2 separate regions of the Homo sapiens genome follow, and region 2 is linked to region 1. Evidence: chromatin contacts called from ENCODE Hi-C or POLR2A ChIA-PET data. All regions are on one chromosome and are shown on one strand. The core of a region is the stretch at or near the end of the contact, and the rest is flanking DNA. Distances in the headings are between cores, read along the strand shown.

Region 1 (7,741 bases), core at 2,982-5,481:
AGGAGGTGGTGTCTGCTTTACATAGGGCCCACAGATTGGTTCCACCAGGTGTGATGTTTACATAGTAGGAAGGCTGGTGGCCCCACCCTAATCTTATTATGTAAATAGGCTTTCCACTTGGCCAGTGACATCTTGTGTGCTCCTTACTGTACTTGTGGCTGTCAAAGAGAAGGGAAGTTGGAGCCGCCATTTTGATCATGCCTAGTCCCAGGTAGCCTTTTCCTATAGGCACAACAGCCAGCATTCACCCATGTAAGCTTCCAGCTTACTTGTCTTTGTCTGCAGCTCGATTTTACAGGCTACTCTTTGTTAGAAAATAAAATGATTTGGGGGCTCCTTTTCATTAAAAGGAAAACCTTACCAAGGACTTCCTTATGCTCACTATCTGCCTGAATAATTGCTTTTTAATTCCTATATCACTGTGAGGAGACTGGCATTGACTGGCTGACAACAGTTCTTGGCGCTACCTTCCTAAGCTAATAGAAACCATTGTGAGAGGTAAAATGTGGCCTCTGGAACCCAGGACTGCCTGGGTTCAGTTATCTGGATTGATGAAACAAGTTTCTTAACTTCTCAGAACCTCAGTTTCCTCATCTGTAAATTGGGAGCAATAATTGTACATACTTCATAGGGTTGGTGTGAACATGAAATGAATTAATTCATGTGAAGCACTTTAAACAGTGGCTGATATATAGTAAATTGTCGGTCAACGATAGTCTTATTTGTTACTATTTCTGGCAAAACTAGGACATCATTTGGACAGGATTGTATCAGAGGTCCCTGACATTAGGGTGCCTCCTTGAGGAGGAAGATGGTCCTGCTCTAGTAGGGATCAGAGGCAGGTACCAAGTTAGTGTGCTGGTCATTACCATGGATGCTGCAAACATGAAGTGTATGCAGAAGAGGAGACTCAGTACAAGTAAAGCAATGGAAATATCCTAAATGAAGAGCTTTGAAGGGACTGGGGACATTGTGATCAGAGAAGAACAAACTTCCCACGTTCATCTAGGCTGCCTCCAGAGACGTGAAGGAACTAGAGTTGTCACATGACCCCAGGAAGCCAATGAGACCTCTGCATATGGAATCATACAGTCTGGTACTTGGGGCAGAGCACCCAATACATTTTTGTTGAATGGAGGAATTAATATATGAGTAAATAAATCTGGATGAGAAAGAAATTTCTCACAGCCAGCACCATTGAAAAAGTATGAACCCTGTTACTCATTTTTTGTCATGGACATTTGTCATGTCATTTTTTCTTTGTCATGGGCAAAAAATAGTATAAGAGAGAACAGTGAGTAAGATTTGGACACTTTGGAGTCAGGCAGACCTGGGCTAAAATTTGGCCACCTACACTTAAAAGCTACTTGACCTTGGGAATTGCACCTAACCCTTCTCATGTAGAGCTTTCTAGTCTAAAATGTTTATGTTATCTGTGCCAATCTCATAGGGTGGCTGTGAAGATTGCATGACATAATGCATGCACCATACAAGTCAATACATGATAATTGTGAGAGCAATGAGAGTAGTGAGAGAAAATGCAGGTCAAAGATTGTATAGATGCAGCATGGGAATCACACAAGAGATGGCACTGAACAGCTTTTTGGTTTCCTTTCAAATTGTAGGTTCTGTGCTTCCATTCACTGTTAATTCTATATTCTTTCTAAGAAACCTTTGAGAGTAGTGCATGTCTGTGTATTAAAGGGAGAGGGGGATATCCTTCTGTTAATAAGGAACGCAGCCTCTGGTCAGAAAAAAGAATGGGAATAGTAAGTGCGTATAAGGAGGGATTACATCTGAAACCTTGGTTTCATTGGCACTGTACTCTAACCACCAAGCTAACCAGCCACAGACTCAACCAGTAGACACCAGAGGTTAAAAAGAAGAGAGCGAAGAGTGGTTTCCTGGCATACATGCGCTTACCTGGCAAGCTCTGGGGCACTCTGAACATGGTTGTTCTCCATGGTTTCCCTGTTTCTAGCCCAAGTTCAATTAGAAACTCCTGGCTGAGCGCAGTGGCTCATACCTGTAATCCCAGCAATTTGGGAGGCCGAGGTGGGTGGATCACTTGAGGTCAGGAGTTTGAGACCAGCCTGGGTAACATAGTGAAACCCCATCTCTACTAAAAATACAAAAACAAAAAATATTAGCCGGGCATGGTGGTGCACGCCTGTAATTCCAGCTACTCAGGAGGCTGAGGCACGAGAATTGCTTGAGCCTGGGAGGCAGAGGTTGCAGGGAGCCAAGGTTGTACCACTGCACTCCAGCCTGGGTGACAAGAGTGAGACTCTGTCTCAAAAAAAAAAAAAAAAAAAAAAAAAGAAAAGAAAAAAGAAAAGAAAAAGAAAAAAAGAAACTCTATTCTCTTATTGCTTTGCTGCCTCAGTTCTCCATGGTGCTAGGCTCCAAGCTGAAGCTTCTGATAGTGCTCCCAATATCCCTCACAACCTGTTCTAAGTGGTCCTAGAGTGAGGCATGCAGGTCCACCATGGCAGGGTACCAAGAGGTGGTGGAAGGAGAAACTTTCTCATAGCCATGTCTGGGCCTCCATGTTGCATAATTCCAGAAAGTGCCATTGTCATTGTGATTATTGCTGCAGCAGCCCTTGCCAGCAAGGACGCCTCCAAAGTTATTACATACCTTGCCCCCAGAGATGGCCCATTGGAGACTGGGAGACCTCCAGGGTAATGTGACCTTGTTAATCATCATGATCAGTTATGATGATTACAGGGATTGTTGGCTGTCCTCAACCCAAAACTTTTTTGGATGCTAAAACATTTTAAGACATAGCTCTTTCCTTCCTTCTAGGAACTTACATTCTCTCTAGGGAGAGGACTCAGTTAAGATATTATAACTAAATGCCATCACAGTTGTACAGGGAGTGCATTAAGTATTATCTTAGGAAGTAAAATGTTACTTTCTTAATCTATCCAAGACTAGAATAAAGAGTATACCTATGATACTCAGCACGTTTGGAGAGAAATGCTCATTAACTAAATCTTATCCACAAAGAGCGTCTTTTAACCCATAGTTGATAAGTCTTGAGCAAGTGCAGCCTGGTACACACAGCTTCTTTGCAGAATCTAAGGTGGTGAGTAAAACACATGAGAAGAGAGTCAAGATGGATTTGTTGACTTTTACATGTTTTAGCCTACTGAGGAAGATTTGGGAGCAGACTCCCAATATTCAAGTGGGGAATTACTTCTAACACAGTGAAGTTAGTTTGGGGGACATTTTGAGGATCTCAGTAAACTACAGATTCTTCTCCCCAGAAAAAAGTTACATGTGCATATGTTTGCACATAAGCAAATATCTCACATGTGCCTGTACACACAGATACTTCTCCCCAGAAAAAGTTATATGTGCATATGTTTGTACATAAGTAAATATATCACATGTGCCTGTACACACAGATACTTCTCCCCAGAAAAAGTTATATGTGCATATGTTTGTACATAAGTAAATATATCACATGTGCCTGTACGCACATGCAGGTGTTATTACACACAAAATCCTGTTCATAGACCCTGGGATTCCAGGGATTTTATATACAGAACCCATGTGTAATATGTCCTTTATTTCTTGGAAATTAGTCTCCTGCTGTTTTTTGGGTGAAGATTTTGCATCTGCAACTTGTTTGGAAGCTTCCCAAGAATAGGAACCTCATTTTCCTTTCTAGCACATTGGTACCTGGTGCAGTGCCGAATGCAGGGGTGTTTAACAACTTTAAGCCAAATGAGTAAGTATCAAAAGGCTGATTCCCAAGTCAGACCCAAAACTAGCATTTAAGAAAAAATATGTTTTGATATGCTTTTCTCTTCTCACAGAAGGTACTCACTGGATGAGCGGGACCTTTCAGCAACTCTGCTTAAGGGAGGACAAAAATTTCTTCACTCTAAAAAAATCTAAAACCTGGCTCAAAAAGGAATTTTCAAACCAGGGAGAAATAGTCTCAAACATGCAAACAAACGTCATGAAACATCCAAATAGAATGACTTTAAAGGACACAAGTGCCAAGAATGCTAAGGAGTTGGAGAAAGCCACTTTGGGAAGGCCTTTGGGGGGCTCTCCCACAGAGTTCCCTGCAGTGCCCTGGTCACATGGGCTTGACTTGGGCATGTGTCTGCCTCCTTGTTCTTGGCCAACTATCCCCTCAGCCAAAACTAATTGGGACACAAGGAATGTTCTGAGGGAGGGTGAATGTTATAACTGGCCCCTTTATGAGACTTCCTGGAAGCCTGGTGGTGCTCCAGTCCCAGGGCTGGGATACACAGGCTGGGCAAGCCTTTGTCATGAGCCTGTAGGCCCTTCCAGTTCATGGCTCAGTCCAGGAAAGTGGAAAATGCCTTTGAGACCATTAGGCACAGCTCAGAGAAGACAGGGTGGGAATGCCGCAGAGGCCAGATCCTTCTGATGAAGGGCAGGCTTAGGGTCACTGATCTGGCATGAAATGAAAGATGCCTACTGACTAGTTCAACCAAACAAAAACAGGCCTCTTGTGGTGGAGAGAAGTGAGGAGAATTCAGCTTTCCAGCTGCCCAGATCTGCCCTTTTGGGTCCGGGCCAGGGAGGATTTAGCCGCCAGGGGCAGAGATGCTGACGTACTCATCTGCATTTCTGCCAACCCTGGGCTCTCAGTCAACCCCTTTTAAGGCATATTTGTGATGATTTGACTTCTCAGAGTCTGGAAGACCAGGGTTTTGTGGCTCATATTAAGTGTGAAGGCTTGGGCAAAGAATCTACTTCAGCAATATGGTTTATTCCCCATTTGTGAATTCAATCATCATTTATTGAACATTGGCTTTGAACAAAAATGAACAAAATTCAATTCTTTCCCTTTAGGCATGTACAGTCTGGAGGGAGCATATGATTACATGCCCAAGCAACTGCAATTGCAGAACATGACGATGTTTCCAGAAATGACAATGGAGGACACAGAGGAAAGGGTGCACATTTTAATTATAAAAATCAGAAAGGCTTCATAGAGGAGGAGGTATTTGAACTAAAATTCAAATAGAAAAGTTACAGGAGAAAATTAATAGCACATGCTCTACTTAACTTTCAGCAGCTCTAAGAATGAATATACATATTATATAGTTACAGTCCTAAGATCTACTTGGAAAAAAAATCATTTAAGACCTCAGTCTTTGATATTGATTTGGTGTAATGGCAACATACTGATCAGCATGCTTGTCTGATGCATCCTAATAGTCTTGGATTAGCCATTCATACGGAGCCAACCAAGGCCTGCAAACATGGTATTGTCCCCTAGAAGGGCAGATATGCAGGTGAGAGTTAAGGGTGGTGACACTGTTTTGCAGACAGAAATCTCCCACAGCTTTGCATTGAATTAATGTCTTCAATGTCCTCAAGGCATAGTATTTTGCAGTGGCTGACCTGAGTTTGAATTCTGGTTCTGACTGTGCTACCTATGTGACCTGTGGCAGGCTATTCAGATTCTCTGAATCAGAATTTGCTTAAGTGGGAGATGATAGCAGTGTTACAACACAGAGTGGTTGTTAGGAGTAAAAGCAGTGATGCTTGTAAAACCTCAGGCACTATCAGGCCCTCAGTACAGGTTAGCACCCCTCCTAATGTGTTATAGAATTATGACTATTGATATAATTAATTCAAGATACTCTTCGGCATCCCCAAACTATAATGATATTCTCTTACTTCCTACTCTGACTTCTGTTTGTATAAACTATAAACCAAACTTCATGAACTTGTATAAGTTTCATGTAAGTCTTAGCTTTATACCTAATTGAGTTACAAATGATCATGTAAAGGCTGGAGTGCCTGGGACCCTTAGCCTTCTCCTCATTCTCTCCCCTGCCAATTTCCCACTGGGGTCTCTCCTAACTATTCTCTTCTGAAAGGGCTCTCATTTAGTCAAAATAATACATTTTTACCACCCCTAGTCATCAGAATTTGGAAGTAAAGAGACCCAATGGTGGCCAAGGTTTTGATTTTTATAAGCCTAGATCAAGCTGTGGGACTGACCAGAATTTGTACGGTATTGGGAGAGTCTACTTCTTGAGAGTTGATCCCACTTGTAGAGTAGCTGCATTTACTGGCATCATCCTGTTAATAAACTGGCTAGTGCAGACACTGCTGTCAGAGATGGGAACCTGCTGGAGATGCCCTGATAAGGGGCATCCTTGAACTCTGAGCATCTTTTTATCAGGCATGAAGAATCCCTTGTGCTACTTGATAAAAAAGCAGATTCATGAGCCTCAGTGCCGATGGAATGGACAGGGTGGGGAATTGACATGCATGATTCTTCTCCAGGTCATTCCGATTCCCACTTACTTTGGGATTTACCCTTCAGATGGGCAAATGGAGCCATCCACCAGCATCAGGTGGTGGCCATCAACAGAAAGGTATCTGTGGAGTGAAGCTGTGGCTAGGAGGGCAGAGATTAGGCTGGAGAGCAGCTGAGGCCATGGGTAAGGAGAAGCCAGATTTCTCAAAAGGTGAGCAGTCTGGAGTGGGTTATGTTTGATGCCTAGGGGATGGCAGATACCTAAGATCAAAATGAGACAAGAGGTCATAGTCATGCTGAGTAGACACAGTAAGGAAACAAAGAGCCAGAGCAAGCAGTGGTAAGAAGACAGGTGGCCAGACAAGAGCAAGGTACACACGTGGTCATTTCCAGAGATGTCACGGCCCTAGGGCCATTCTCAAAGCTGCTTACCCCAGCTGCTGGAGGAGAGGAAAGCAAGCTAGCAGTTGCCTAGTCGGTGAGGAATAAGACCAGCCTTGGCACTTGTTTACAAAATTATCCAAGCCATCCTGAATCCCATTGTCTAGCCCCTGACTGTCACTCCTGTCTGACCGTGGGACATTAAACAACCCCCACCTGTCACAATGGTGCTGCGAGGAGCAGAGCCATACAACAGACAGAGTGTCCTGAACATTTTGGATATTAATCCTGATGGAAAAATCTTTAGCATTGTATGGATTAGTCAATGTAAATTCATTAACTACTTGTAATGACTGTAATATAATCTGCCCTGACTGTAAAGACTCGACAGCACAGTGTTAACCAAATTGACGCAGAAAAAAACACATTTCTGTTTAGACTCAATGACTGCTTTACTTGCCAGAGCAGAGGCTGCAGCTTTAAGAGGAAAAAACAAAGTGCTCTTTTGAGCATCCTTGGGAGGGAGCCTCCTGTCCTCAGAAGAGCATCCCAAGTCTCCAACAGTGACAATTTGAAGATACCTTCCCTTTTCTGCAAACCACACACCCTCCACATAATGGAATCCCATCAATCTCTAGTCCCTGTCCACGAGAAGTTCACAGATAATAAAGCAGAATGTATTCTGCAGGATTGAACATTTCCTCCCAGGATGAGTAATTACCAGGTTTTAATCATGCTCATTAGCCAGCCATTAGAGTGCTGTCCAGCTTTTCACCACCAGAGACAAGACTGGAGAATGATTGTGGTCGGGGGCTGCACCTGACCTGGTGAAATACTCAACCATCTGTTCCAAGTTGTAACCCCCTCTATGAAGCACCTTGGTTTATGGCCACAGCAGCCTAAGATCTCCAGCACTGAATCTACTTGTGTATCTAGGTTGAGCCAGGCCTGAACCCACCAGAACTTGGAACAGTAAAAAGTTAGCATTCACTAAAATCAGAGGTAATCCAGCACCAACTTAGCAATCATGAGTTCTCCACTTTAGCAGAAATATGCATTTTTTTTCTCCATAGCTTGGTGCATTAGAAGCCAGTA
Region 2 (7,741 bases), core at 1,480-3,979, 200 kb after region 1:
AGTCTTACCATCGTGAGGACACAGCAGCTGCTCAGTAAATATCAATTAGCAGTTACTGATTAACATCATTCACCCTGCCACATGCCAGATAATCCTGCCTTCATACCTAGAATGCTGATCCTCTACTTATCTAACTCCTAAACCCCCCTTTCTCTAGAAATCCTACCTTGTTGAACCACTTCAAACCACAGCATTTCTCCCTTGTTTCAACTCCTACCATATTGAATGTGAAACTATGTCATTAGGGCTCACCCTTTCTCTAATGGTGCTTTGAGCATGTTTTCTTTCTTTAGTTGTATTATAAGCTGATTGATGGCAGAACCCATATTGTGCTCATTTCTCCCCCACTCACTCCTTGTACAAATATTTTATGAGTGCTAATTGGTTTCTAAACAAGGGCTACCTGATTAGCTGCAAGGGTGTTTTCATAAGGGGAATTCCTATTTGGCAGTTCTGGACTATTAATTATTCTCTACTATTTGTGGATGTCCTGCCTCATGTTCTTATTATATTACTGTCTAGAAAACAGTATGATTGGCAGGTTTTTAAAAATTTATGTATCTATTCCTACCCTCTAATCTACTTTGTGAGTTTGTTGCTGACATTCTAGTAATTCAGGAGAGTCAGGACGTTCTACGTCTGATGGTCCTGTGACAGAAAGCAAAGCAAAATGTGTGAGGAAGGTGCTGCACACGGTGAGTTGTTGACTTGGAGTGTGCACCCTTTAGCACTCCTTGCTGCTGAGAAAATGTTCAGTTTTGTGTGCATTCTCATGATATCTTCCAGGAAGAACTGACATCTCACTACTTTCAACCTGAAAAATGCACAGCCATTGCTGCCCCATCACTCTTTGCTTAAAACTCTGAGTGGCTTTTCATGACTTTCTAAATCAAGTTTCAAACTTTATCTAGGCCTTTAGACTGTACTTTGTAGCCCCTTCCATGAAGTCTCATCTCAGTTTTCCTCAGTTCCCCTACACAAACTTATCACAGTAGACAAAATAGTCAATCTATTGAAATCACATTCCTACAAATACATCATGGCCCATTAAGTCCCATCTCCCTGGAAAACCCTCATATTCCACATCTTTCCAGTCCTGTCACCCATTTACTATTGAAATGCCTCCAAAGCCCATCAAACATTGTATACCTCTGCATTCTTGCCAGCCTACGCAGTTCAATGCAAACTCTTCTTTCTTTCAACCCAAAGAACTACTCTTTGTACCATATGCATGCCCATAACTCATGGTATTTTAAAATACTGCTTATTATATCTTTTTCTTTTTTTTCTTTCTTCCCAGATTCTTAATGTATACCCCAAGTTTGGCTTATCTTTAGATAGGGAGTCTCAGGTCCTTTTTGTGATTAAAAAAATATGCCAAAAGAGGAAGGTCTGCTACAGGTGGTCTAAGTCAGAATTCTTTCTCCAATCTATCCATGTGGGGCTGTGATATCATGGAGCTTCCAACTGTTGTAGGGCTAAAGGTGCCTCTGCCTTTGAGCATGTAGGCTTCTTTTTATACATGTTTTAAGCAAGCTTACCATAAAAATTGAAAATTAGGCTCTGTGGTCTCTTAAGAAATAAAATTAAAAATGTTTTCCAAGTTTTCTTATTTTTATGGAAATCTTGAAATTATTAACAACTGATACTTTATTGGAAACAAACAATCAGAAGAGACTCCACTTAAACAACCAATATGACCAAACTAGTACAAACTGCCTAGGAATCATTTATAATTACTACTGTCTCATAAATAAATCCAAATAGCGTCATCACCTCCTCAAATGACCTGGGATTTATATGCTAAATCATCTCTGCTGGATTAAAAAAATTGCCTTTTGGGAATAAGGAGAGGATCAGAAAGGTAATTTACCAGAAGATTGTAAGTAAATTCTGTTTCTTTTGCTTTTTAAAGAGGGTGAGTCAAGTCCTCATTAGTGAAGGTCCTTTCAAGGCTCATGGTGACTGGTGGCTTTACCACCATTCCAAAAGCAGCAAGTAAGAACAAAACAGAAAATGGACAGATTCTGCCCTGGAACTCAGTGTTCAAGCTGAATGGATCTACTTAGTCTCCTAGGAGTCAAGCCGGCTCACATCTCAGTCAATTGGTTGGATAGTCTTTGTTTCTCTCCCTTCCTACCTTTATTCCTCAATTTCTTCCTTCCTTCCTTCAATGAGATTCTCTTTCACAATGAAACACAATAGATTAAAATTACATTTGTGAATGTAAGTAGCTAAGAGATGGTTAGTTTATTAATGAAAGAAAATAACCAAATAAACAGAGGACAGGAAATGAAGTGAGAAGGAAGACTGGTTACTTCCTGAAGATTCACATGGGGAAACATAAATGGGGAAAATGGCAGGAATTTGGGGTCTCTTGAACCTCTAGTTACATACTAGGAATTGGAGACATGGCATAGAGATGAAGGGATTAACTGAAGCTGGGCCTTGAACCAAAAAAAAAACAACAAAAAAGGGAAGGCAGGGATGAAACTGAGAAGAAAACCCTAGAAACAGGCAGCAAAATTTGACCAACGTGATGCAGGTGTGTCCAAATTGAGAAATCTGCATCTTGAACCTAAAGAGAATCTAAAGTGAAAAGACCAGGAATGAACCTACCTATTCTATGTCCAGAGCAGAAAATGTTCACCACTCCTGAGTAAGGCTGGGAGTGTTGCCTGGGTGATGCAGCAAAAAGGACCTTTATTCCAGTCCTGGACACAATAGTCTGCATGGGCTTAGCCAAGGAGAAGCAGCCACTCCCATGTTCCCACTCCTAACTTAGATCACGTCCCCTGGGACCTGAAAGAGACCTTAGAGTCATCTAGATGAATCACTCTCATTTACAAATGAAGTCACTGAGACTCAGAGAGTTTTAAAAACATTTTTAAAGATCAAGTTTGTTGTTTGTAAATGTGGCTCTTGCACCCTCATATTAAATGGTAACTAGGGAACTTGTGCTTTTTCTCCTTTCAACATGAAAAAGTCCCAAATTTCTTATGCTTTTTCACTTTTCCTTTATCTAACCCTAACACTTCTAATTTCCTGTTTATTTAAAATCTTCAATCAATTTTTTTACAAAGTACATCATAAGGTGCCAGAACCCTTGGGAGGAAAGATTGGAATGTTCTCCAACGTGCCTTAGTCACAATCACTTTTATTTAAGGTGTTTTATAATGGTTCAAGATGATATTCTAAAATATAAAATTGCTTAGACAAAAATAAAAGTTTTCTCAAGGAGAAAGGTTATGATGGTGATGATATTTTCTGCTTTGTAAACAGCCTGTTGGTGACCCACAGCACCCAAGAATCATTAGTTTGGGAGAATGGCTTTTCTGGAGCCCTAAACTGGGATAGGAAATCAGAGCCTCATAATGTGGACTGTACCAAAGACCCTCCTTGGTCTCAGGCGGATGTAGGCAGAAAGACAGACTGTTGCAGTGGAGATGGATGGGACTCAGGGCCAAAGAGCTCAACAAGTAGGAACAAGCCAGGGAGAAGCTCTGGCATTTGCTTGAGCCCTCCAGTGATTTCACAAATGTTATTTCTGTTTCCATTTCGTTTCTACTTACCAGGCACCAGCTTTTGCCAAAGGGCCCAACAATCAGTCATTTTCCTACCCCCTTAACAAAATGCCTCATTTTGTTTTCTAGTCCAGAACAATTCATTATTACAACGGCAACACAGTATGAACTTATTGCTCTATTTAAAAGAAAATGAATTTTTACCAATTTGGTTTTTTTGGGGGGGAGGTGCTTATGAATCAAGGAGCCCTTTGCTATAGGAAACTATCCTAACTATTATGATTTTTTTTAAAAAAAGTTTAGATTAAAATTTCTAGCCACAAATGCATCGGTGGATGTGTGGTGGGGCTGGAGTTTGCATTTCTGCTTCCAGATTGCCTTGTTAGGGGAGACACAGGGAAGAGAGGGTCATGGGAATGGAGCTTTGTGTCCTGTGTCCCTCTAATGGAAGATCCTTTATGTGGCCACCACAGCCTGCCAGAGGAGACCAAATCACTCTAACAAATTTGGAGGTGGTTATTACGAGCAGGAGTGAAGAGCCCACTATGGTTCACGAAGGAAAGAAGAGCGTGGATTGACGTGAATATACTAAGGTGACCCCAATGCAAAATCATTATGTAAAAAAGGCCTAGCTTTCAGGAAAGTTGTCAAAATCCTAGCAAAACGTTCTCCCCACAAACACATTTGACTTCTGTTGGAAACCAAGAAATGTTTATAAGCCTGAATATAGACTGTTGACATCATTTTAGTCTGCTGAGTAGGCTAGTGATTAATTATAAGTAGTTTTTAAACAATCCAATTGGACATACATTGTATTCACAATACTTTTATAGAACTAATTCTACAAAATGTGACGACAGAGTAACCACAGTCCGACAAATCACTGCAGGACAATGCCTACGAGGTGGAAGCACGACTATATTGGCTCTGCAGGGAGTGGACAGAGGTGGAAGCTCATTTTGCCTACGCTGGTAATTGGAGTACTTAGTGGACATATGTCTTCATGATGATCTCATTGCTTTGCTCTGATCTGATTTGCACTACCATAACTAGGTACCACAGGTCATGGCCCAAAGAGTTAATGGACTAGATATCATGAAACTTCGGGGAGATACTTTGGTTAGCTTGGTTCCATTAAGTGTCCACAGTTTACATTTTTTAAGAAAATAGAAATCACTATTACATCCATGCTTCTCCAGAGACCTTGATGATCATATCAAAGATTGATAATTTTAAAGTTGAAAGACTTGCTAAGTTGATTGGAACAAAACAGTTGCCGGGAGACTGTACACCGAGCATGCAAGCGATAGCAGAGCTCTGAGACATCGTAATTGCATCTGATGGCTAGAAAAATCTTTTGACCGCAGTTTAAAGTGGCTAATTTATTTGATTTCACTGCTGGTAATTTTCAAAGGCCTTTTCTAACAGTCTATATGAAGTGCATTCGTTGCTTTCCTTTTGTTATTATTATTTTTAAATTGTTGTAACAAGTTCATGTGTTTGGCCCCAGCAACTAAATAAAGGAGAGCATGCAAATTAAAATCTGTCTCCATGATTGTAGAAATTTCCTGGTTTTTAAACAAAAACTCAGTGAGAAGAATGACTGCCCTCTCACATCCTATGGTAAAGTAAAACTACTAATCAGTTTTACAAACTTCCAGGCTAAAAGCTCTGAGACTTGGGGAGTGGGGAGAAAGTCCACCAGACCCTCCCGAAGTTGACATTACTCGCTCAGGTGGTTTGGAAATATAAAATGAGAAGCATAACAGCACGTAGGAGTCTCCACCACTAGAACAGCAAACAGAGCAATGCCTTGTGTGCATCTGGTCCTCAGCTTCCACATCCCAGGTGTGCCCACAACCCTCCTGGTGTCCTTAGTTGGCCAGACAAACCTGATCTGCCAATTGTAGAAAAGCAGCAGAAGGTCTTCCCTTTAAAAATATGAACAAAGGGGTGAGAACTACAGAATGAAAACTAGAACTACAAAAATATGACTTTCAACTGTGAAAATAAATAAGTTTCCATTTATTAAGAGCTGGTGTCAATGCAGATCAAAATACACACCCATCCAGGCGAGGAGCAGGTATTCACCTGTCCCCTTAGTCTTCTTTTCTGGATTTACTAAAATACATGTATACATCATTGGCCATTTTAAAATTGTTTTAATAATTCATTTCCCTTAATTACAATTAATTGTGGTGGTGACCATCATTCTCCTCAAAGAAAAAGAGAGAAAGAAGAGAAAAACACATTAAGGAGTCTGACCACTTATTCATTTAGATTTTGCATTGTTTAGATATAGGGAAGATATTTGACAATGAAAAGAAAAAATATATTTTCTTTCTAATAAATAAAAATAATTTAAAATGCTAGAGGCTATACATGACTATTTTAGTATGTTCATTTATAAATGAAATCATTTTCTTTTCCAAAATACATGGAAGCAATATTCAAGGCAGACAAAGAGAAAGATCTGTCTACTTTATTTTCTGGCAATTCTTGCTTATCCTAACGTTTCCACCAGTGATTCAGCATGTAAGAAGAAAAGTCACATCACCATTTATGAAGTTTGTCAGGCTTTAAAAAAATAGTTCTGGTCTCCTGGGAGTCAACATTCATCTTCAACTTCTCTGATTGGTGGAATCAAGCTGCTTGTGGATTTATATTGGTTGATCTGGTTAGCCATGTGGGTACTCATGGGCTTGATTTGAATGTTTCTGGGATAGGCATTATCCGGTTCATCTGTAAACCATTTCTTTTCTGCTAAAGGGCAAAATGGATAGAGAACAAGAAGGAGAAATGAGAAGTTTAATTAGTCCTAGGGTAAAGCCTTTGGAAAGTTCATTGAAAAACGCAAAAAGGTAATCGATAGAAGCCGACAGTGAGTAATTGCTAAGAGAGACAGTGCAGTGTAGGGAGGACCCCAGAACCTGAAATATACCTCTGCTTCCTGTAGCAAGTGATGAACAAAATGTGCCACTGGGACTCATAGGCACCATGGGCGGACCTCAGAGGCTAAGGAGGGATTGGAGAATGGACTCTGGCAATGTCCCTTGGAGTTAATTTCATGGCCAGAAAAGGTTTGGTGGGGAGGGGATGTTGCATATATCAGCCATTGGGTACAGACATTGTGCCTGAGGAGAGATGTGTGCATCCATTGATTTGAGTGGAACGGAAGGGCACCATCACCCTTGCTGCAGAGCGAGTGATCCAGAATCTTACACAGAATCACCACCTCCCAGCCTTTTCTTGGCTTTGCTTATAATACACACACTTAAAGCCATGTCTCAACTATACCACTCTCCTGTTTCATTTGTAGCCACTTTGGGGGGTCTAAACTAAACCCATAGATTTTGCTGGCCAAAAATCTATGAAAATCAGAATAGCGACCAATGTTTTAAAGAGGATTTTGAGGTGGCTTTTATTTCAAGAAAGAAAACTCTGTGTTGGTATAAAGTTATGAATAGAGTTCCAAGTGGCAATATCTTAACTGACTATAATAACCCAAGCTGTCGACAAGGGAGCTCAATGAAGTCTTGGCATTTCATTTCCACCCTAAATACAGAAATGGCTGAGAGAGAATGCTGAGTCAGGGCGTTTGGGGGCTGGGGTGAGAATGAAAATGGTCTAGCATCCTCTTAGCAGTGCAAAGCTATTTTACAAGACTCAACCCTCATCCCCACCTCTTTCTAGGATTGAAATTTTCTGGGAAATTGGCCATGTGTATAGATAGGAAAGGACTGGGCAAATAGGACATTCTAACTTGGGAATCATATGCCTCACTTTAGTGGCTTAGGGAAAGAAAAGAAAAAGAAAAAGGGTAAAAGCTATCAAGCACGTCCACTGCTATAGAGACAATGGCCTCTGTAGCTGCTTTTTCTGCTTACCAGAACAATTTGTAACTGCCTTGTCAGTGGTCCTGAATGGACACATTAGTGAAAACTGCTCACCTGGTTTGATAGGGGGCGTTGGGGGTGGGGTATGTGCATGTTTGGCTAATGATTTATAAATTATCTATGATCAGTTCATGACCACTCTGCTTGTTTCTCCTCAGTTCCTACTTCTGCTGTTTCAAGTGCCCTGAGCTGTCAATGTCGAGGAGGGCTGTCACTGGAGCTGGGATATGCCTGAGTCAAAGCCTCGCCCCAGTTTAATGCGGCAGCTCAGTTTACCCCACAGGAAACTTGCTGCCTCTTGCCTCGTTCTCCCCACCCCCT

The links. A loop is a pair of places that touch in the nucleus more often than their neighbours do. ChIA-PET counts read pairs that join two places held with the same protein, here RNA polymerase II (POLR2A). Pooled maps may share reads with other maps.
Region 2: a map of ascending aorta shows a loop between it and region 1 (2.6-fold over the local background). The contact joins two enhancer-like sites. A Hi-C loop is called at or near these places in 1 of 168 maps with a recorded cell type or tissue (ascending aorta) and 3 of 50 pooled maps. POLR2A ChIA-PET finds 5 or more read pairs at or near these places in 2 of 52 experiments (BJ and activated T-cell).

What each region holds. Positions count from the first base shown.
Region 1 is chr10:76,671,885-76,679,625 of GRCh38, forward strand. No RefSeq gene overlaps it. Among named protein-coding and RNA genes, the nearest start is that of KCNMA1-AS1, 210 kb to the right of the region's middle. Within about 2 kb of position 4,232, at least 12 of the 41 ENCODE cell types and tissues checked have a DNase peak (open chromatin) inside an H3K27ac peak, as active enhancers do; they include ascending aorta, where a contact is called at or near this core.
Region 2 is chr10:76,871,607-76,879,347 of GRCh38, forward strand. It overlaps a transcript of KCNMA1 not described here. Among named protein-coding and RNA genes, the nearest start is that of KCNMA1-AS1, 13 kb to the right of the region's middle. Within about 2 kb of position 2,730, at least 3 of the 41 ENCODE cell types and tissues checked have a DNase peak (open chromatin) inside an H3K27ac peak, as active enhancers do; they include ascending aorta, where a contact is called at or near this core.